Regions from separate parts of the Mus musculus genome. Here regions 1 and 2 are each linked to region 3. A link is a loop called in an ENCODE intact Hi-C map of the cell type or tissue named here. Cell type or tissue: heart. All regions are shown on one strand. Each heading gives the region's core, and the rest is flanking DNA. Links, peaks and the distances in the headings are about the cores only.

The links. Peaks named below come from ENCODE experiments on the same cell type or tissue, not always from the same donor. Only the 100,000 strongest peaks of a DNase experiment are listed, where the experiment ranks them.
Region 1: it touches region 3 in a loop (3-fold over the local background); 10 of 42 quality-filtered maps call a loop at or near these places.
Region 2: it touches region 3 in a loop (2.5-fold over the local background); 2 of 42 quality-filtered maps call a loop at or near these places.

Annotation. Positions count from the first base shown.
Region 1 is chr1:91,294,311-91,301,703 of GRCm38, reverse strand. Scly (selenocysteine lyase) reads right to left here and starts at 3,366. Exons shown (of 12, transcript NM_016717.3): 1 at 3,256-3,366; 2 at 1,064-1,176. The coding sequence starts at 3,308. It also overlaps the pseudogene Gm7785. In heart, for the core only: a CTCF peak has its summit at 3,322; DNase peaks (open chromatin) are centred at 1,453 and 3,443; H3K4me3 peaks cover 1,889 bases; H3K27ac peaks cover 2,112 bases.
Region 2 is chr1:91,394,330-91,401,722 of GRCm38, reverse strand. It overlaps Ilkap (integrin-linked kinase-associated serine/threonine phosphatase 2C), which reads left to right and starts at 2,900. Exons shown (of 12, transcript NM_023343.3): 1 at 2,900-3,072. The coding sequence starts at 3,018. In heart, for the core only: no CTCF peak of the experiment used is centred there; a DNase peak (open chromatin) is centred at 2,832; H3K4me3 peaks cover 2,183 bases; H3K27ac peaks cover 2,023 bases.
Region 3 is chr1:91,246,830-91,254,222 of GRCm38, reverse strand. It overlaps Ube2f (ubiquitin-conjugating enzyme E2F (putative)), which reads right to left and starts at 3,919. Exons shown (of 10, transcript NM_026454.4): 1 at 3,786-3,919. In heart, for the core only: CTCF peaks have their summits at 2,046 and 4,152; DNase peaks (open chromatin) are centred at 3,402 and 4,062; H3K4me3 peaks cover 3,143 bases; H3K27ac peaks cover 2,506 bases.

The sequences.
Region 1 (7,393 bases), core at 969-5,968, 48 kb before region 3:
TTGACTATACTACAGGGGACATTAGGCAGATGGCAATGTCCAGAAATAAGGCAACAGACAAGTTAATGGGTGACTAGCATCTGATCTGGAAAGTCTGTGTCACTGAGTTGCTGGGGAGCTTTCAATAAGCAACTGCTATGACCCACCAAACCCCTTACGGAGGGACAGAGGTACCAGTAAGACCTGGTGGCAGATCAGTTAGCTTGGGTCATCTTTAGTCCCCTGGCTGGCACTCATTTCCCAATAAACCATCATTAATGTGGCTTGTCTTAGTTACCCTAATTACACAGTGCAGGGCTGGGTGCGGGGCCCTTGCCTTCTGCTGATAAACATTAACTAGGAAGGCAAAGCATGATTAGCCTCCAAGTCTGTGGAGAAAATGTGGAATGCTGTCTTTTTGACTACTGACTTGAAGCAAATTATCATCCAAAAATGCAAAAATTTAAAACTCTACACCACAAAGGCAAACTAGAAAGAAGTAAGAATATAATTATAAGCCTGGCAGTGGTGGCACATGCCTTTAATCCCAGCCTGTGGGATGTGTAGTTCCTAGCTAGGATATCATACAGGGACAGAAGACTTTAAGAATCAAGTCAGGTATATAATTGTAACATGATGCTAATTTACATAGAAGACACTATGTAGACTTTAGTGACACAATGCTTAAAGATTAGAACGTAATTATTTTGTTTCCATTTTTCTAAAGTGTGCTTAAAAAAAAACTCTTGGGAATTCTGTTAAGCAATATAGGCATTGTACTAACTTTAAAGTTGAAAGAAAAATGAAAGTCCACCCCATTCCCAAACAAAACCATCTCATGTAAGCATACACTTTATATACCCCCACCCATTTTTGTTTGTTTTTTATTTGAGACACGGATTCTCAGTTTAGGTAGCCCTGGCTGTCCAGGAACTCACTTTGTAGACCAGGCTGGCTTTGAACTCTGAGAGCAGTCTGCCTCTGAGTGCTGGGATTAAAGGCACATGCCACCAAGTCAGGTTAGTATACACTTTCTCTAAGAGGCTTCTGGTTCCCTTTATTGTCATGGATTCTTCTAGATTACCTGACACATAGGAGCTGCTGGGGTTTCCCCAGGCTTCCTTCATGGCCTCTGTCACAGCCTGGATGACTTCGGGCTCTAGAGGTGTGGTGGCATTATAGTCCATATAGACCTTCCTGGAAGAGAGAATAGCCTGTAAAGTTTGGGGAGGCAGAGTATAGCAGCAATACTCTTTTGGGGGACCACAGTGAGGGTCTTCTGCATCTAGAGTGAAGGCCCAGGTAGGCTATTAGACCTCAGCTCTCCATGTTCTCCCTCCTGATGGGAGACACCATGGTTTCCAGTCACCCAGTAGCTGCCCCATACAAGATGGCCATAATCTCCCCTAGCATGAGGCTGACTGATGGCTGGAGGCCAGAGATGCGGCCCAACTCCAGGAAGGGAGGGAGGAAGGATCTGCCAATGGCTGGGGAGTCCCACATTCCCCTGGGTAATTTCCCAACAACTTGGAGCCATCTGCCCCTTCCAGTCCTCCAGGAACTGCCTCTAGGAAGGAGCTTTGTACTCATCTTTGCTGGAGGCTTCCCAGGGCTATGGCTGTCCCCTCCCTGGCTTTTACTGGGCAGGTCTCTCCCTGGGGCAACTTGCATTTTCAGTTTTTCTTGCCCCACCCCCACTCTACCTAAACTTTTTAAAGTCTGTGCTTCAGCAGATCTGTTTGGATGAGGCTCCAGGGTTCGATTGGAAACTGTAGGCCGCACGCAGCCTGGCCCTCTTCCTTCCCTCCCTCCCTCCCTGTCTTCCGCTGTGGACCCATTCATCATCTGACCCAAGAGTCACATGCTTAGTGTCCTCTCTAGGGAGCAAGTGATGAGCAGCTCCAGGAACAAGCAGGCTTTGTCTTCCTATGTAGGAACTTCATCCACAGGACACAGAGTTCAAAGCCCCAGAGACCCTCCCTAAGGAGAGTTATCTGCTTGTGTTCTCACCAGGGTCCCAGACCTTCGGAAATCTCTATGGTAGGCAATCGGGCCTGAAAACAGTCATTATTTCACTTGGTTTTACATCAAACCAGTGTTCAAGCCGATGCAGTGGTGAGCCAGCACACACTGCCCAACTATGTCCAGGGGAGCACGGCAGAACAGGCAGGAAGAAGCTTTCATCTCCTATCTTTGCTTTAAGTGCCACGCAGTCACCTGATCTTGCAAGGCTGGGCTTTGTAATGTGGACCTACCTGACCACCCTGGGGCTGGAATTCCCATTGCCGCAGGCTTTGCCTGTGTCCCAAGTCTGTTCCTTCCTAGAAATAAAGAGCCCCCAAAGTGCTGCACACCCATAGGCCTGCCAAGTGACTGGTTTTCCCATCTATAGCTTGGCCGAACTGGTTTATGGTTTGCATTTTATCAGCGATTGACTCTGTTATTAGCGGGCTTCCTAGAGAAAGTGAAACTGCTTAATAAACGTCTGGTATAGGCTCAAGCCACCAGGCTTAGGCCTTTATGAGACAGGTTCTCACTGTGTGATCCAAGCTGGCCTCCAAATCACAATCCTCCTGTCCTCAGTGTTGGGATTATAGGCAAGTTCCACCATATCGGAGAAGGCAGGAGTAGCCTGGACTACATATCGAGGCCTTATGGGGCTGAGGTGGAGGAGGGACCGGGGGTAAAAGAGAAAAGAGAAAGAAGAAAAAAATGAGATGGGGATGGAGAGGGGGCTTCTGGTATAACACATTCCTGGGTGGGAGAAGGCTGAGCCAGGACCTCCGGTTCCTTGCGCGCCAGGGGAGGAGGTCCCACAGCCCAGTGGACAGCAAGAGAAGGCAGGTCTCCCCCACTGTCCTGGTGCTCCTAGGGTTCCCGCCCCAAAGCCCACTTTAAACCTTCGGGTGGTCAAATGGGCCCCAAAGTCCCGTCCCCCCCCCCCGTTCCCCCCCGTCCCACAGCCACGCCATCCTAGACTCTAAGCAGCGGCGATTCTTGTAAAACGCAGATAATCGCGATTCGGCTGCCAGTTCCAACCTCCAGGAAGAGCCCATTCCCTGGGAAGAAGCCCGAAACGCGGGAGGATGATGTGGCCACACTCGGCACAGTTGTCACCCGTGGGCCCCCTTCTGCCCTCAGCTTGGGCGGTAGCCTGTTCTCTCCCGGTTCCTGTGGCCGGACGCTTCTGCGTGTCCCTTCCTCCCGCCTCACCATACACTCACTGAGGTCCCCCAGGTGTCCCTAGGCCCTGCGGGCTCCTTGAAGGGAGCGCACCTGTCGGGTAGGCTCTCCACACTGCCCAGCGCGCCATTTCGCGCCGCGTCCATCCCCCTGATCGCCGGCAGGTCACCCCAAGCCTGAGCGCCCCGAAGTCTCTGAATGGGCGGAGCCTCGGGTCCCGGAGTATCCGCATTGGCTGCGCTTCGCGCTTTGGCCAATCTGTGAGCCGCACGGGCCCTGCCTCCGCCCCTGACTGGTTGATTGGTCATGTGGGGTCAGGTGGCAGTGGGACGGAGCTGGAGACTACCTTAGTAGGGCCACCGCGCTGCCGGTCCTATCTAACCGGTCATCGGCAAAGCGCGCGCCGCTCATGGCGAGTCATCTGGGTGCTCCAGCTACTGGCACCGTGCTCTGGGAGCCCACCTCCCTGGGCTGTCACTAGTGACAGAAGGACCAGTGACTTCACCGGTCGCCGCAAAGTTCATGGAAGTAAAAGTGTTAGGATGCGCGGTGCAATGAGAGGCACCGCAGCAGCCAAGACTGAGCGCCTGGAAGGGTTGGCGGCTAGTGCTCGCTGGACATAGGATACCCCACATCCGCCTTCGCGAATGATTTAATTGCCTGAAATTAGGAAGTTATGTGTTGATACTTTTGAGGCGATCTAGATCAGAGGTGAGCTAAGCAGGGCTGTTAAAATTATGGAAGGTTATAGTCACTAGGCATGCACATGGTGCTCGTATGTAAGTGCAGACAGACGCATAAACAGACTCATACACATAAAAATCTTTTTTTAAACAATTGAAAGGCGTGAAGCAGGACAGTAGTAGTACTGGCCTTTCATCCCAGCCCTCCAGAGGCATAAGCTGGCCAATCTCTGTGAGTTCGAGGCCAGCCTGGTCTACAAAGTGAGTTCTGAACGTGTGTTTTATTTTTTATTTTTCAAGTATAATGCTAACTTTATTGTAAAATGAGATTCTCTGGGTGAAGCATCAGCAACACTAGTCCTGCCTGCCATTATGTGGATGAAAACAGCTAGACTTCTGTCTGTCAGTGAGACAGTAACAAGCACTGGATAGACATTGTAAGAAAACGGTGAACATGGCAACCGCTAATGCAGAGTGAACATTACCCAGCATGAAGTCAGTGAAAAACTGAACATGACTCTCATTGTATGGATTGAAATAAGAAAAAGAATATGGTAATTTTACCCATTACACTTTGTAAAATCAGAGACATGAATTTATAAGCAGTGCCTTTAATAAAGACGGTAATTTAATTTCAAATAAATATATTTGCTTTCTATTCCTTTATCGTGTATTTTATTATGTTTCTAGCTGGCAAAACCCACCCGATTATTGAACTCAGTAATAACCCAATCCATGATGCTCCATCTGTCATACATCTAACTCACTTTACATACACTGCAAGTTCACATAGCATCCCTATAAACTGCTAGAACCTCCCGAGCCCAGTGTGACTGGCCTTTTGGACAAGGCAAGGGAGGGTCCGTCTGAGCATCCTCAGATTCAGCCTGCTCTTCCCACAAGTGCCAACAAGGGGCAGCTCCTAGCTCTCCTGCTCCTCGTAGTGAGCGTAGCCACTGGCATAGGTCCTTCCTAAATTCAAGTTACTGAACAGATCTGATGACTCAGCATTTGAGTCCTTCCCATCTTCTTCCTCTTCATCCTCTGCTTCATCCTCCTCCTCCTCATCATGGTATCCAGTATCTCCATACTTGTCCGACGCATCATACCCTTCTTCTCCTCCAGTCTGCCTGCCAAATTTCAAGGAGCGTGTTGACATGTTAAGATCCTTTGTCTCCTGTGTTTCATGCCCACATTTAGGGCAAGGAGGTTGTTTTCCTTTTTCTTGCTTAAACACTTTGCTCCTTGTATGTTCATCACAGAAACAAGCCTTACAGCGGAGACATGAATGCTGGCCAAGTTGACTGCAGGAAACACATTTAAATGTTTCTGCTTCTAAAACTTGGCAGCTGGCTTGATGCTCAAACTGGTCATCTTCACAGAGAAAATTATGGCAAAACGAACAGCTGAATATTCTTCCTCCATGGTCCCATACCCCTTGCTCACATTCAGGCACAGGCATGGGTGCTAAGACACTTCCTCCCATGGCAAACCCAAGCTTCGCAGAAGTCACATATTGCACCCACCATAACAAGGCCAGTACTGTACACACCAGCATGCTTGATAACACAGTCTGAAGACTTCATCATACACTTTGTTTTCCCACACTGTGCACAAATTGGTAACTTCTGAACAGAATTACAACAATAGCAAAATGCTCTATTCTTCTGCCGCCTCTGACATTTGTCGCATTCCATTGAAGCATTGCATGGGTGTTTGGCTAGGTCGACAGTACTTCTTGATGCTCGCAGTTGTTTCTCGAGTTCTCGGCGGTTCTCTGCCTTCTTCCTCACACCGGTCTTTTTCTTTGGCATGTTCCCTTCTTTCGCAGTGGCCGAGGACGCAGAGGAGAGGGCGAGCCTGAACGTGTGTTTTAAAGTGTCACATTCACTCTGAAACCCACCCAATCTTCGTCAGCATGAAGAACTGAACACCTACTTAGCTGAATGATGGTTAAGTGGTGCTGAGCTGACTGCATCCCAGGCAGTCCTCTATGAAATTAGACTCGGGCTCCTGCTTCCCCTTTCTCAGATTCTCGTCTTTATCTTAGATGATGTGGACCATCCTGGGCCTTCACTTCCTGTCCTTAACATTGACTTTGTTATCACACAACAGCAATGTAACACACCTGTAACAGCTCCCTGGGACAGTTTGACACATTCTTGCAATTCCTGATGTTACACCAGACACTATAATGACACACATCATAGCTTTCATCATGTGGCTTGCGTGTAGTAGCCAATCGTCGAGCTCCAAACTCCTCCCGGATGCAGGTGTCCCATACACTGAACTTTGCCAGCTGTTGCAGAGGCCCAAGAGTGGCGCCATATACTTGTGGAATTCCCTGCTCAACCAGGTCTTCATCACCATCCCCCTGGGCTGTCAACCAACAGGAGGACAAGTGGCTTCGCCTGTTGCTGCTAAGTTGGTGGAAGAAAAGTGCTGGGATATGTGGGACAGCGACGGACACAGCAGCAGAGAAAGGGCTGGCAGCTAGTGCTTTGCTTGCCCACCAAGGGGTAGTGATGGACACAGCAGCAGCCGAGTTCCAGGAAGGGTTGGCGGCTAGGCTAGTACTGTGCTTGCCCACCAGCCTGAGCTTGAACTGGACCCGCAGCTCTCCCAGTAAGGCTGTCTTGCTGATCCTGCAGGATAGTGTGGGTAAGGCAAATGCACTCCGCAAAGGCTGAGGGGGGTGGGAGAGTGCAGTATGGATGGCTCCGCTACCTTCTAGATCCAAGGACACAGGACCGATTTTCCACTTTAGATCTCTTGTCTCTTTCCGCGGTGCTTTGCAGTCCTCAGGGCATAATACTTGTGGTTTTTTGATTATTTTTGTGGTAATAGTTATGGAACCGAGAGCTTTGCACACACTAAGAAAGCCCCAGTGTTTATCAAATCGACTACTACTCTGTTCTTTTAACATTGCTATGGTGGAATTATTTTTCATTATTTCACTCATTTAGTGATAGTGTACATGATTGATTGGTGCTCTATACATTGGTCCATCATGCTTTGCAGCATAGGGAAAAAAAAACATCGCTGTTCTTACTGAACTGATTCAAATCAAGAAAAAGGCTTACACATGGGCTCATCCAGGAAATTACTAGGTTTGTTGAAGAATGGCACATTCCTTCGGAAGAGCACCCTCAACATTCTGCCCTCTCTGGTGGCTGTAAAGGTGAGCTGCACGGCCCTAACACTTCTGTGGAGTTCCCACCAGTCTTAAGTTAGAGATGCCATGCCTCTGTTCTCGCTGAGGTCTGTGGAATCCCCAGGATTGACACAGCCTTTGCTTTGTTTTTTCTTTTTTTCTTTCTTTTGCCAGTTAATTTCTTGGCAAGTGGTCTCAGAAGTCCTTTGCCATCCAGTATTGTCGAGCATCCTTCTGGGTGCTCATTGGCTCATCTGGGGACATGCCTCAGCTGGATATGGCAGTGTGCAGCTGTAGCTGTAGCCACATCTGTTCAGGCTGTCATTTCTTGTGTCTTTGTAAGCAGCTTTCAGAGGTTACTGTGGGAATTATGATACACATGTGTGAACTAAGT
Region 2 (7,393 bases), core at 902-5,901, 150 kb before region 3:
CTGGCCTACATGTTAAATTTTGACTTAGATTACACAGGACTTCAACAAAACACAAGCCAACTAAGATTACAACTATTGACAATATAGCTCAATATAGTCATAAAGATGGCTTTTGACCCAACAATCCAATCTTTGAGCATTTTCCAATAGAAATGAAAACCAGTGTGCACCAGGTGGACATAGAATGCTCATAGCAGCACTGTGGGTAACAGCTCCCAGACAGCTCGGAACCTCCATGGTCACTAAGAGCAGATAGACGAGGAGTGCTGTGCCTATGTAAACGGATGGATTACAGTTTTGACAATGTGGCTGAATGCCACAAAGATGATGTTGAAGGAAAGTCAGTTGAAAGAGCATGCTGTATGTTGCCCTGTGGTTTTCCACTCATGCAGTTCAAGTCCAGGCAAATTCCAGGGCCGAGGGCTAACGGCAACCTCCTCAGGAGGTCATGCCTGCTTTGTGTGTGTGTAGACTGCACAGAATCTTTTATTCTGGATCTTTGTTATATGGCTATGTGTGGTTTATGAAAGTCATTTAGCTTTATGATTCATGCACTTGTCTGTAATTAGAATTTGACTTCAAAGTTTAACCACACACATGTTAGAATGGTTAAACTCCAGAGGACTGAGAACAAATGTTGGCATGCTGGCATGCTGGCACAGATACAAAGAGCAGGCACTCCCAGGATGGGTGGGAAGGTAAAATGGAACAACCACATTGGAACACACTGATAATTTCTTCCAAAACTAAATATGCTTTCATTATATAACCAAACAAACATACTCTTCTCGTCTAGTCAAAGAAGCAGAAAACTTAAGTCCACACCAGTGTCTGCACACGGGCATTGTGACGCCGGCCATTGCCTGGCAACTTGACTGGATTAACAGATGTCTACAGAATTAGTAAAATGCATAGTTGGGGGAGGGCAGGAGAGTGTGTGCTTTCTGAAACAATTAGATCACAAGATTCTGACCTAGTGAAAGTTTTAACTCATTGGCAGGTTTAACATTTTAATAGATTGTTGGCAGGTGGTAGGATGGTGGGAAGTGGATACTGAAGAAAGTAGGTGACTGAGAACTTGTCATTTTGGATTATGTTATCCTGGTCCCTTTCTGATGTCCTTCCACTCTGTTTCCTATACATCATGAACTGAAGACCCTCCCCTATCACATACTCCTATTGCCATGCTTTCTGCCCAAGTATCTTAAGTCAAGCAACAGACTAAGGAAAAGATTTGTAGGAGAGAAAATGAAATCTGTCAGGGAGTTGAGGTACTGTGATTACCCATAACCCGTTCTTGGCACTTAGTGGAACCCAGAGATCTATTGGTGGTAGGAAAATTAACGAGTCATGTCCAAAGGTGCAGCAGTTCAAGCCTGGTGTGCATGGAGATTATGAAGGGAAAGAGAACAGAAGAGAACTTAGGGTCAGGTCAGAATTCCAATTGCCAGGGGTGGTGACAGAGATTTATATATAGTCCTAGCACTGGGGAGGTAGAGGCATTGTGAGTTCAAGTCCAGCCTGGCCTACTGAGCAAGTTCTTGTCTCCACAAAAGATTTTATTTAGCAGCCAGAAGTTGAGCTGTAAACCAGGTAGAGATGGAGTAATGATTAGAGATGTCCATACATATGAGGGAAAGACAGGCCACATGGCAAACACTGCCAGAATTCATGTGGAATGGTGGCCGACGAGTCTATTTGCAGGAGTGGGAAATCAAGTTTAGTGTGGTGATTTGAATATGCTTGGCCCTCAGAGTGGCACTATTAGGAGGTGTGGCCTTGTTGGAAGAGGTGTGATCTAATTGGTGGAAGTGTGTCACTTTAGGGGTGGGCTTCAAGACCCTCCTCCTACCTGCCTGAGGAAAGTCTGCTCCTGGCTTCCTTTGGATGAAAATGTAGAACTCTCAGGTCCTCCAACGCCGTGCCTACTTGAATGCTGCCATGCTTCCTGCCATGATGATAAAGGACTGTATCTCTAAACCTGTAAGCTAGCCCCAATTGTTGTCTTTTATAAGAGTTTCCTAGGTCATGGAGTCTGTTCACAGCAATGGAAACCCTAAGACACTTAGCAAGAGCTGCTTTAAAAACATAGTGATATCAAGTTGGGATGGGCTGAGAAGTGTATGAGATATATGGACAAAAGACAAAGTGCTGTTATTTCAAAATCCTACATCTGTCAAGGAAGAGACAGTTCTGTCTGAGTGCAGTAAAAACTTCAAACAGTGGCTTGGAGGTCAGCTGGGTGGATCCACCTATTGCAGCTAGAGAATATCTGGTCTACATTTGCAAGGAAGCAATGACTTGTTACCTACTGCACCAAGAAGTCCACACAACACTGGCAAAAAAACCAAAAACAACAACAAACAAAAAAAACAGGTAAGGTGGTGTTGGAAAGGGCTGGTAGGATTGGGGTGTGTAGTCAATAAATTTGGGTACCTTTAAGGAAGTGAAGTCTTTGTGGATTGTATGGTAGGAAGAGGAATTAATTCCATGAGTGGCTCTTTTCTGAGACCAGGGAAAATACACAACACAACTTTGTAATTGGTAAAGCGTCATAAATTTGGTGGCTGAGATGAGGGATGTTTGTCACTTTTGTGGCTTGGCCAGTGATGGTGTTTTTTTCTGGTCTCTATCCCAGTGGGACAGCTGAGACCCCGCTGGGCGCCATCCTGCTCCCGGGCGGTCAGAAGGTGCTTTGCCTGCTCGGTCACACAGGGAACAGTGGACAGGTGCAGACCCGCCTCTCCGGCCAAAAGCCTGTCTGGATGTCAGGCTCGGCGCCACTCCTCCCTTCTTTCCGGGGAAACGCCATAACAATTTATCACGGGACCTAATGCCCAGGCCAAGAGCGCCCGTGCGCTTGCGCAGCCCACCCCCGCCCCGCCCCCGCGCGTAGCACTCTGGGGCGGCGGCTGGGCGGCGCGCGATTGGCAGGGTCTCCCGCGGTGAGTGACGGCGCCGCCGCCGCCGCCGCCGCCCAGGGTAGCGCGGAGCCTCCGCTCCACTGCCCCGCCGCCATGGACCTCTTCGGGGACCTGCCGGAGCCCGAGCGCGCGCCGCGGCCATCTGCCGGTAAGCGGCGCGGGGGAAAAGGGCGGCGCCGGGATGCGCTGCCTCCGCCATCTTCGCGCCACCGCCGCCTCAGTCTCGGCCTGTGGCTCCCGAGGCCGCAGCGACCGCGCGGTCCCTGTCCAGGCCTCGCGTGGCACACGCACGAAGTCCCGCGCCGAAGGGTCGGGGCACTCTGGCTTTAATTTGGCTACAGCAAGACTCCCAGCGGAATGTCCTGGTCCCGGGCCTGTTTGCGTCCTGGAAACCCCGAGAACTTAACAAGTTTCCGACTTCCAGCCCCTTGGTGCGGGGCGCCTGCACAGCCAATGCAGGGCGCTACGGCTAGATAACCGAGGCCGGGGATGGGGGGTGGCGTCTGCAGCCCACGTTTTGGGAAGGTCTTTGGCACGGAATAGGAAGGTGAAGAGGACCCAGCCTTTGCCTTCAGAGAGTTCAGTTCTGATCGCAGAGGCATAGGTTAAAAACCGTGGGAAACGCCAAGCGTCCGGAGTAACGGTACCCGAAGACTAGTGAGAAAGACCTGGGAAGGAGGCGGCCTTTAGCGAGGGCTTCGGCTGATGGTTTCCAGAGATTCTAGGCAAGGAAACAATGTTCAAAAGTGGGAGGGCTCAGATCTCCAGCTTGGCAGAGCGGGACGGGCTAGCATGGAAGAATGCTGGAGCTTGGGGTTATGAGAAGGTATTGACCTGTCCTCTTCACACCTGTGCTTTGGTTTTTAACCTGCGCACCTCCAGACTCCTGAGATGCTTTGTAGTGTCCTCTTTTTGCAGTTGTTCCTGGTAGTGGCACCGTTACGTACCCCCACCAACCACTCTGATGGTACAGAAGCTTCTAAGTAACTAGGCCTTGAGACTGAGTTTGATTCAGCCATGCTTTTTGAAGATAACCACCGTTACAGTTGTGAGTAAAGCTGGCCTCATACAGGCAGCCTTGCATCTGTCACTGGAGTATAACCTGTGTCTGAATGTGCTCGGACCAGAGTTTGGATTGCCAGATGTGCCTAGAAATCTGTCATCATTAGTAGTCCCTATTGCTTTTTATCCAAAGTTATTTTGGGTCTTCTCCGTGGTCAAGGCTCTCTTGACATGACCTAAAACCTTAAACTCAACTTGGGACTTAGCAGATACATGCGTTCCCCATGCCCCTTCCCTCCCTCCCTCTCTCCCCCTCTCCCCCCCAAACATATTGAGTAATCTGAAATAAACTCACTCCTATCCACTACAGGGGGTGGGGGAGACACAAAAACACATTCCAAGAATAATTATGTGTTTTGAAGAAACTGAGGTCACAAGACTCTTGTCTTGTTTTCTCACAGGCACTTAGAATTCTCCTCACAGGACTCCATTCTCAGACCATGTTCCGACACCATACTTTGCTTTAGTAAATGGTGTTGGTTGTTATGTAGTCATAAGAATAAGACTAAATTGCATACTGACCCTGCTCATGCATGGGTAAGTATAACAAATTTTCCAAAATAGTACTGGGAGCAATTAAGAAATAAGTCTAGTCATTTTCACATACTATAGGAAGATGTGTGGACAATGGAAACTGCTGTGTCTTCAGATCAAGCTTTGCACTGCCTTTGACCTTCAGGAACCGCTGGCAAATGTGTGTAATAAGTGATGCCTCCTGCAGATACTATGTGGAATAAAGAGAACCTGTGCGTTTGGTAGAATGCATGGCCCAGGTTCGATTCTATGGTCAGGGATTTGTAGATGATGGCTGGTGACATCCCTAGGATCTGCACTGTAACCACAACATAAAGGGACAGTTGTACTGATTCTGTAGAAAGTATGAGGTGTGTGGCATATGGCGCCACCACTCAGCACAGCAGCCATGTTTTGTTTCATTCTTTTGGTTGTGTGTTTTTTTTGTTTTTGTTTTTTTTTAAGTATCACATCTTATCTTCATACCCACAAGACAAATTTTTATAACCTGGAATAAGTATGTAGAAAGTATGTGTTTTATGTCTACAGATATTGTACTGAATTCCAGCTTCACTCCAGGACTTAAGAGATTTTGATAGTTGAGTATATCAATTTAAAATAACAATCAATCTTTTGCAGAAAGGAATTATACCTATTTTCTATCAGTAGTGGAACTTATAGATACATAAAATGCTGGCATAGATTGTTTGGTTACATAGAGTGGTTCACTTGTTTGCTTGTTAGAACATTTTGTTCAAAGCTGCTGGTCAGGCTAGAGCGAGAGCACATGGTAGAACACCTGCCTAGCATGTGTAAGGCCCTGGGTCCAGAGCTGGTACCAAGACAAAGCACCTGATGGTCAGCCTGGCGCTATTACTCAGCGCAAGAGCACATACTTAGCATGAAAAATCTTGAGTCTAGTCCTTAGCACCTCAAATAAAACTGATGTTTAATTGTCAAGGGCTATTTGCTCACCAGAGTAACTTAAACGTATGAAATTTAGGAGCCGGGGTGAAGACACATGTCTATAATCTCAGCAATTAAAGTATGCGGACATAGGCTTTTAGCCTTTACACACACTCGTATATACACCCACACAGTCACATGAGTATTTATTTGAGAAATGGAAATACAAACATAAAGGTTAAAATATCAGAAGAAAACATTACTTCTAGGACTTAGTGTATATGCAAGAAAAAAAGTAAGTCATAGTTAAGTGAATTGAGGAAAGAATGACAATATATGTTTTGAAGGGTTAATATAGTTATGCATAATGATTGAAAGATTCACAAGATCAATAAAAAGACAACCCCTTAGTACATATCTTTAATCCCAGCACTTACTAGGCAGAGGCAGGTGAATCTCTAAATTCAAGGCCAGGCTGGTCTAGCTCTACAAAGAAGTTCCAGGACAGTCAGGCTACATAATGAAACACTGTCTCCAGAAGACAAATGACAACTCTTATCATAATATATAATATCCAGAAGATGGAGTGCCTGGATAAATGATGGGGAGGAGGGGATGGTAATACAAGCTGTGATTGGAAAGGTGCACACTTCATTCCCGTTGGTGTTATGGATCAAAGTTGCATATTGTCTGGTGGTAGCTGACAGCTGTAGTTCACATAGTTTGGATTTCTGTTTATTCAAAACAGTGCAAAATTTTGGCTAATGAAAAGTTCCATAGTATAATAAATGACCCACATCCATTGTCTAAGATCAAATGTAGTATTTATAACCTATAGGACATTTTAAAGGATCCAGACACAAACATGTTTGACCATACTGATGATCTGCAGGATGACTAAAGAGGTCCTCATGAGCCAGCTTGGGGTTGTGCTGTAGAACTGTAAGGGTAAGTGTGGTCTTGGTTGAAGTCCAAGACAGCTGCTCAACTAGAGCCCACCCTGGGAATCTGCCAGCTGGGTTTGAGTCTCCACTCCCCATAGCCCACTCATCTTGGGCAGGCGTTTGGCCTTGGTGTCTCAGCTTCCTTCTCTTGGAGTAGTAACAGTACCTTATAGGATCCTTATAGTAATCAGTTGAGTTAAAGCATTTAGAGCCCTTAGTATAGTGCTTTACAAGCAGTGAGAATTTCATCTTACAGCTCATTCTCAGTTGTGGCCAGTAAGATGGGAAGGTAGTCTCTCTTTGTTTAATTAAGTACCTCTGGTGGCATTCTAGGGTGAGAGAGAGCAACATACTGTCCATTAGTGACAGTGCTGTTTGAACACTCAGTGTTATGGCTGAAGAGGGACTAGACTGGCATGAAGCAAGACATCTGCTGTGAGGAGTGCCTGTGAGAACTGAAGATACACCTGTTAGCTATGCAAAGACTTTTCCTGTTGAACAACGGTAGTGGAAAAACCATGCTTAGATGAGGAGGGCTGCTGCTCAGGTTGGCCTCCATGCTGTAATTTACATGTCCCTATCCCTAAGAGGCTGGGCCCGCTGCTGTCATGGCCCACTGAATGTCCTAATTATCTAATTTTTAAAAGACTTATGTTATATGGGTGTTTTGCCTGTGTGTATGTATACCACATGTGTGTCTGGTGCCCCCAGAGATCAGAGGACAGTGTGGGATCCCCTGGAACTAGAGTTATGGATTGTTGTGAACCACCATGTGGGCGCTAGGAATTGAACATAGGTCTTCTGCAAGAGGAAAATTACTGAGCTATCTCATCATCCCCAACCAGATACAGTTTTGAGTGTCCGGGGGAAGGGTGTTTTGATTTTTAGACCTTTGGAAGTGAGCTGAGAGAATATTAGGGGTTTGTAGAAGAATTAATACTTAGAATAAATACTCTTTAGTGTTCTGCTTCTTAGAGTGGAGTTAGCTCTCTTGTATCTGTGGGTTCTATACTTGTGGAGTCAATGTACCACAAATTGAAACAG
Region 3 (7,393 bases), core at 1,168-6,167:
TCCAGACACTAGACAAGAGAAATATACAGGTGTTTTTACTTTAGGGTCTCTAAAATTAGTTTTTAAAAAGTCTCCATATATTAACAAAACTAGATTTCTTCATAGGAATCTGAGTAAGTGATGTGATTCTTTTAAGTTTAGGGGAGCCGTAAGTTTCATACTCACTAGGTACAGTATATGCTAGTTCAATCACAAGCAAGCCCCACCCGGTCCCATGCTTCCCAACAGGCACTCATTCACTAACCCCACTGGTTTCAAATGAGCTGAGTCCCCACAACAACAGGGCCAGGTGTGGCCTGGGTGTACAAGTCTCTAGGGCAGAAGGGACATATGATGCTTGCTTTCCTTCTCCCTCAGAGGAAAAGGAAAGTAGAAATTAGAGCAAATTAGAATACCCCAAACTGGACTCTTCCCGGGTTGCTTCCAGACCGTGTGAGTTTCAGGCTCTCAGGCTGTAACCTCCCTGGGAAGGACAGCAAAATAGAAAGGCAGGTGAGGTAATGCTCCCGGCTGCCTGCAAAAAGGACTGCTACTCACCCTGTAAGCCTTCAACTGTTTATTCTAACAGCAGCATTAGAGCAACAGAGCTGTTGGGCAGAAGGTACAGGCACTTCCCATGCACTGTTCTCTCCATTCTCATTATCAGCATTCCCTACAAGGTTTTATTTGTTCTAACTGATGGGCCCTAGTGAAGGCATTATCACTCAAAGTACAATTTACATTAGGATGTCAGCAATCCCTACCTCCACAATCTGCCTTCTGCTTTTATTACACACCTCCATCAGTCAGACACTCCTCATACCAACACTCCAGCAAGAGTAAATAGTTCAATATTTATATAATTTCTTTTCTTGTTTTAAAAGCATTTCCTTTACATACAGATCTGATAATTTCTCAAACAAAATTTAAAACTTACAGATGAAAAGTTTTACCTGAGAGGTCAAACTTGAGGCTAATACCATGAACACAAGAATATTCCTCTCTTCAGAATTAAAAAAAAAAAACCCTCAAATGCAACTCTTCTGTCTAGTTTCTCATGCCACCTTCTGTACACAGTATCCCTAGGGAAGGGTAGATTTCACTTTGTACCACATATCACAAAAACAAGAAAGTGAATATGATCTTCCAAACTATACATGACCCTGCCACACTAAGGACTCGTTACACTGGGCACAGTGGCACACACCTATAACATCAGTATTTGGTGGGGGTGGGGGGCCGCTAAGGAAGGAGGACTGGGCTACAAAGTCTAGCCTGGGCTACAAAGGAAGATCATGTATCAAAAAAGCAAAATAACAAAACCAAAAAAGTAGCACTTGTCTAAATGCACCAAATAATTCTTATATTGCATGTTAGTATGCATAAGCTCACAGTACTGAAATCTGGGAAAGATTCCTAACACTAATACACACAGGCAGGCAGGCATGAACACACTCACACCCTGGAACAGGCCTGGAGGGTGAATGTCCAAGACACAAGAAGCACTCACCACAAAAAAAAAAAAAAACCAAAAACAAAACAAAACTAGTTTTCCTTTAGATGTGTTGTAAGTATGGTCATGGCGTAGCCTATACGAAACACTGATCAGTCATGAAGTGATGGGGCATTCAGTCCTACTCTATAGTGGCTTCTCCTCAGGGGCATCTATATGAAAAGATGAGCCTAGTCAGAACACAAGCATCCTCAAGTCTTCACTAAGTCACTTCCCCCAAAGGGGCTTCAGCCCACAAGCTATCAAAACAGCAGAACATATGTAACAATGCTTTCCTGTCTTGGTTGCCACCTAGAATGATCCTGTCAGAAATTCCTCAAACAGGATCATGAGGTAGTGCTTTCTACCTTGGCCAAGTCTAAGTCCACTGTTACATGCTCAGACCTTGGGACATCAGGGGTGTCTGACAATGGTCCAAGATAACAACCCGACGTACCACTGGGACAGAGGTGTATGTTCCACATGAGGGCCATCAGGTTTTCACCTTTGATATCAGTAAGGCAGATGGTGAAAAGGAAAACGGAAAGGCATTCAGAGTTTGGCAGGCAGTCCCCTAGTGGTCACAACAGAGCTGCTCCTCACCCTATGGACCTGCACTGTGCTGCTCAGACCTGCCATGGCTGCCCACCGGCTCTCTTAATGCTCTCCACTGCTCTTCTACACTGGGCTTTATCGGAGGCAGAGGATGGGCGTACCCTGCTCTACTCTTCGAGGTGTAGATCCTAGCTTGTAATCTTCAGTAAGCTGTAGGCTTTTCCAATAGAACATGTTGTGCAAAGACTGTGCAGAGTAGAAAACAACACGAGTGGTGTCTCCACAGAAAACCCAACACGCATATTCTAAGGCAGGTAAGACTAGAGTATCCACCTATTTTTCTATCATCTGTATCACTTTCACTAGCATGGGAGGGAATAAACCAAAGTCTCCATTTGGAAATGTCCCCACAATCAGAAAATTAAATCTCCACAAAGGGATCAAACAAAAAAAAAATTACTCAAACTATCAAAAGGGTAGAAGCTGCCTCAGAATTCTCGTTCCCTCCTCAACACGTCCCACCTCTGGAAAACCCCACTTTGACCCAAACTTCCCTTTGCTCGAAAATCACACTGTGACTAAGGCAGTATTTTGGGAACCGATCAGCTATTCTGAACAGCATGCTCAGTTTCCAACTCCACAAGTTGTATTTGGCCCAGTTAGTTCCTCCTCTGGGTGGGACCAACTTTTAGGGCATCCAAAGAGGACTGCAACTTGTTATTTACCAGTCTCATCAAGTCATGTTTATTCAGCATTCCTATGTGCTGTGCTGAAATCAGGCTGGTGTGACCTATGCAGGGCCAGTTGGCTCACAGTGAGGCTAACTCCTCACTGACAGCTCCAATCTAAGCCATTTAAGAGAACTAGGGGCCACTAGGGCCGTTTAACCTTCCAAGCTGAAAGAAACAGATCGGGACTTAAACCGTACAGCATGAGTGTCCAAGGGTATCTAACCTGCCAGGCTTACTGACTGACCACTTCTGGAGCTCATCTTTGATTTTGGGTACTGAATATCAAGTTAATTTTGTCCAGGTACTCCTGTTAATTCTGTTCCTGAAGCTCCCCACAATCACTATCCTTAATTTCCTATGACTCTGCCTACTGCCCAGCTCCCCACATTCGGCCCAAACAGCTAGGAAGCCTCGGCACCAGGCCCAGCCACCTCACTGTTTTTCAACACCACCCTGCTCATTTCTGGAACCTTCGGTTCAATCTGATAACCAGGTCTTGGGATGCCCTCTTTCCCTTCACCGCCAAGCCCGACTAGGTTCTTAAGGAGAGCAGATTTTTACCCACAGGCCAAGAGCCCCTCCGGGAAGCCTTCCCCAGCAACTCCAACCCACCGGCAGCGCCGAGGAGTGGGTCCAATGCCCACCGGAGACGGAGGAAACTGAGCCGGCCGAGGAGAAGGCCACACCCCGGGTGACACGCCGCGGAACCGGGTCAGGGACCGAACCGGGCCAGGCGGGCCGGCCGCCCCTCCTCCCCGCCGTCGCCGTGGCGGGCCGCGTCCACCTCCCGCTTCCCTTCAGGGGCAGCGGCCTCCCCGCCGCGGCCTCGGCCTCGGCCTCCCGGACGGCCCGAGCTCCGCACCGTGACCTTGCGGGCGGCGGCACGGGGTCCGCCTCGGCCCGGCCCTCTAGAGCCGCCGGGGCTCGCTGCCCGCCCAGCGCTTCCCGTCAGCCGCCGACCTCGCGGTCCGGCCTGGCGCTCGGCGACAGGAGCCTCGGCCTCAGTCCAGCCCGCGCGACCAGCTTACCTGAGCACCGCGAGTCAGGCGAGGCGAGCCGGCACCCAAAACCATGCCCGGCGGAGCAGCGGCACTGAGTCGCGCTGGCCTTCACAGCCGCACCGGCTCCCGGCGGCGAGACCGGAAGTGGCGGGGCGGGGACTGCGCCGTGACCGCAGTGGGCACTTTAAAAAAAAAATTCAAAGCTACAAAAGAACTTTATTGGCAGCTCCACTCGTGGACAGTCACAGGACATACACAGGTCAACTAGTCGGCCCTCGTTCATTGGTGAAGAGCACGGCCTGAGGGTGGGCCATGTGTCAAGACCTTTGCTGATTGGTCACCGAAGCGCAAGCATCCCCGACCGCCTAGCGGCCTTCCGGTTTGTTTCCATTCATTTAGCGGCTTGCTTCCCTAGGAATATCGTACTAGTGCAGTGCCTGCTGGTGGAGCTAAGTTCCTGTGCCCGGCACCATTCCTGAACGCAAAGAATCCGACCGGTTTGCAGCTGCGTTAAGGCCATGGGATAGTTAGAGGTGGCTGCTGGGTGTGAGGACACTCTTCCTGCTCCTTATTTTTTTAATTTCTCATATTCCTATATGCACTTTTAAAAATCTACTTCAGGCCGGGAGTTCCGGCGCATACCTCAGTCCCGGCGCTCAGAGACAAGAGGAAGGCCTGGTCTACATAGTGAATTCCAGGACAGCCAGAGATATGTAGAGAGACCCTACCTCCTGAGGCCTTGGGGTTCCATGTGCAGCATCCTACTTGCAGCTCGTGTGGTATGCATTCTCAGTCCCTGTGGGACTGGAGATAGCCTACTTTGGGAGAGAATTCGGCAAGACTCCTAGAGAGGTAGGGCCTTGGAAAGAGGATATTTTCTGTGGAAAAGAACAAGGAGCGTCAGGTTTCCAGTGATTTTCTTAGCAATTCTGGGGAATGAATCTCAGGAGGTCTCACATGCAAAGCACTACCTTTGAGCTACCCGCCCCCTCCCCCCGCCTCCCCCCCCCCCCCGTCTCCCCCCTCCCCCCACACCCTAGACCCTAAGATTTCTTTTGAAATGAGGCACTTGGGTTCAGGGAGTAAAGCGTTTGTCAGCATGAGGACCTGTTTCCAAACTCGGGAAGATGTGAGGCAGAGGAGTCCTCAGATTAGGACCAAGTACCCTGACTTCCATTGAGGGGAAGAGATCCCCCGCAGAGCTGGGTTGCACATAGGAGTTGGAGGCCAGCCTAGATAACATAGAGTTCCAAACAAGCCAAGGTTACTCAATGAGATCCTGTAAACACAAACAAACAAAAAAGTGGAAGAAAGTTATCCTTTGACCACCCCATGTGGCACATGGCTACACACGCTCAAGCTTCCATCAGATACACACTCCTGCACAGATAGAAAGGGTAAAAGGCAGCCAGGCCTAGTGGTACACGGCTTTAATTCTAGCATTTGGGGAAGCAGAGGCAGACCTGCCAGACTGGTCTACATAGTGAATTCCTGGGCAACCTGAGCTACATAGTGAGATCCTGTCTCAATAAACAAACAAATAAGGCTTTTGATCTAAGGGAGGTTGCAAACACAGAAGAGATGGTACTGGTATTAATCAGCGTCCTCTAGAGTCACAGAGCTTATGGAATGTCTCTCTATATTAAGGGATTTTCATTGTGATCCAGATCAGAAACTTGTGTCTTCCAGCCTTAACATCTGGATCACGGGTGTGTCCTCCAATTTTGATTGTAGTTCATTCCAGATATAGTCAAGTTGATAACCAGGAATAGCCATTATAGTACTCAAGTGAACTCTTTATGACAAGCTGCCTCATTCTTTCAGGAAAACACCTTTGCTCAGCTAACGCTTGTCTTGTTTTCCTAAGCTTAAACAGCACTTTCTTACGGCTCCTCACCCCGGCACCCCCTCTTGCTCTCCCCGCTCTTCTTTGGACCCATGGCAGGTGTTCAGAACCAGTGTTATTGGGCAAGTACTGCATGAGTTTGTGCAAAGTTCTGGTGAGAAAAGATAAGGGCTTGAAGAGGCAGATACAGCTGGAACAGCTGAACCAATACGCCTGACTCTCAACATTGCAAAGAGATGAGTCACTTCTAGGTCCATTTCATAAGGGAGCCTCATGTGTTCACCTAAGACTTACCAAGAGCCTACTGGTTTATATAGTCCTCACAACAGCCCTAGTTAACAGTTTTCTGTTAGCTCCAGCTTTCAGGAAGCACAGAAGTATTTTGCCCAGCATGACTGAACTTGAATGTGAATCCAGCCCATCTGTCTCTGGCATTCAGTCCCAGAGACAGGCTACTAATGAACAGCAAGGAAAGAGACAAATGACTCTTAGAGACAGATTGAATGGATCTCTGTGGGTTCAAGGGCAGTCTGGTCTACAGAGTGAGTTCCAGGACATCAAGGGGGGTACACAGAGAAACCCTGTCTCAAAACAAAACAAGCAAAGAAACAAACAAAACAAATAAGAAACCAAAAAAGCAAGCAAACAAACAAAAAAACCCAAAGCAACAATGTCAACAACCCCATCAGCAGCAGCATAACAGCCATGCCACCTTTCACAGTTTAGCTCTCTCACTCTCTCACACAGTTTAGTGAAGGACTTCTGTTTCTTAGGGGTGGGGAGTGACTAGCAGACTGCTTTAAAAGCATGCTTGTCAAGCTGGGCGTGGTGGCATATGCCTTTAATCCCACTTGGGATTAAAGCACTTGGGAGGCAGAGGCAGGTGGATTTCTGAGTTCAAGGCCAGCCTGGTCTACAAAGTGAGTTCCAGGACAGCCAGGGCTATACAGAGAAACCCTGTCTCGAAAAACCAAAAAAAAAAAAAAAAAAAAAAAAAAAAAAAAGCATGCTCGTCATATACTCTGGATCCTTGGGATATGTTGGTTTACTGGAGAAATGGGCTTTGCAAATTTGAATAAATTGAGGCCCCTGAATTGGGTTTGTCTTGAATTTTTCAAGTGAGTCTACTGTAACTTCAAAGGTCCTCATGTGACAGAGGCTGTCAGTCAGGGCAGCAGGGGGAGATGTGAAGATGTAAGCATAGTTGTTGCGGTAATTCTCCAGCCCAAATAACACCCGGCAATGAAAACATGACTCAATTAATATGAATACATGCTGTGTGCCTAGATTGAGCAGATCTAGCGCTACACTACCATCTTCCACACCTACGAGACCCCTTAGAACTTGCGGTTTCTCCAGGCTTCCGCTTCACTTTTCTTCTTCTTCTTCTTCTTCCTCCTCCTCCTCTTCATCCTTTCCCTCTCTCCCAACCTTCTGCTCCACCTTCCCTTTATCTGCCCAATCGTCAGCTCTCCCTTATTTTACAAATTAAGGGAGGAAGCAGGTTTACATGAAATCACTTGGTTACTGATCCTTGTTCACAACCCCTCCCAGGAGAACAGAATTAACATCAAATATAATCAGCCCCAGGGCTATCTGCAACACAGAGTTGAGCAATTTAAGGGGCATAAGAAGGACACATGCTCCACTAGGTTCATAGCAGCCTTATTTATAATAGCCAGAAGCTAGAAAGAACCCAGATGCCCCTCAACAGAGGAATAGATACAGAAAATAAAATAAAATTAAATTAAAAAAAGAAAAAAATATATACATTTACTTCTCAGTGTTA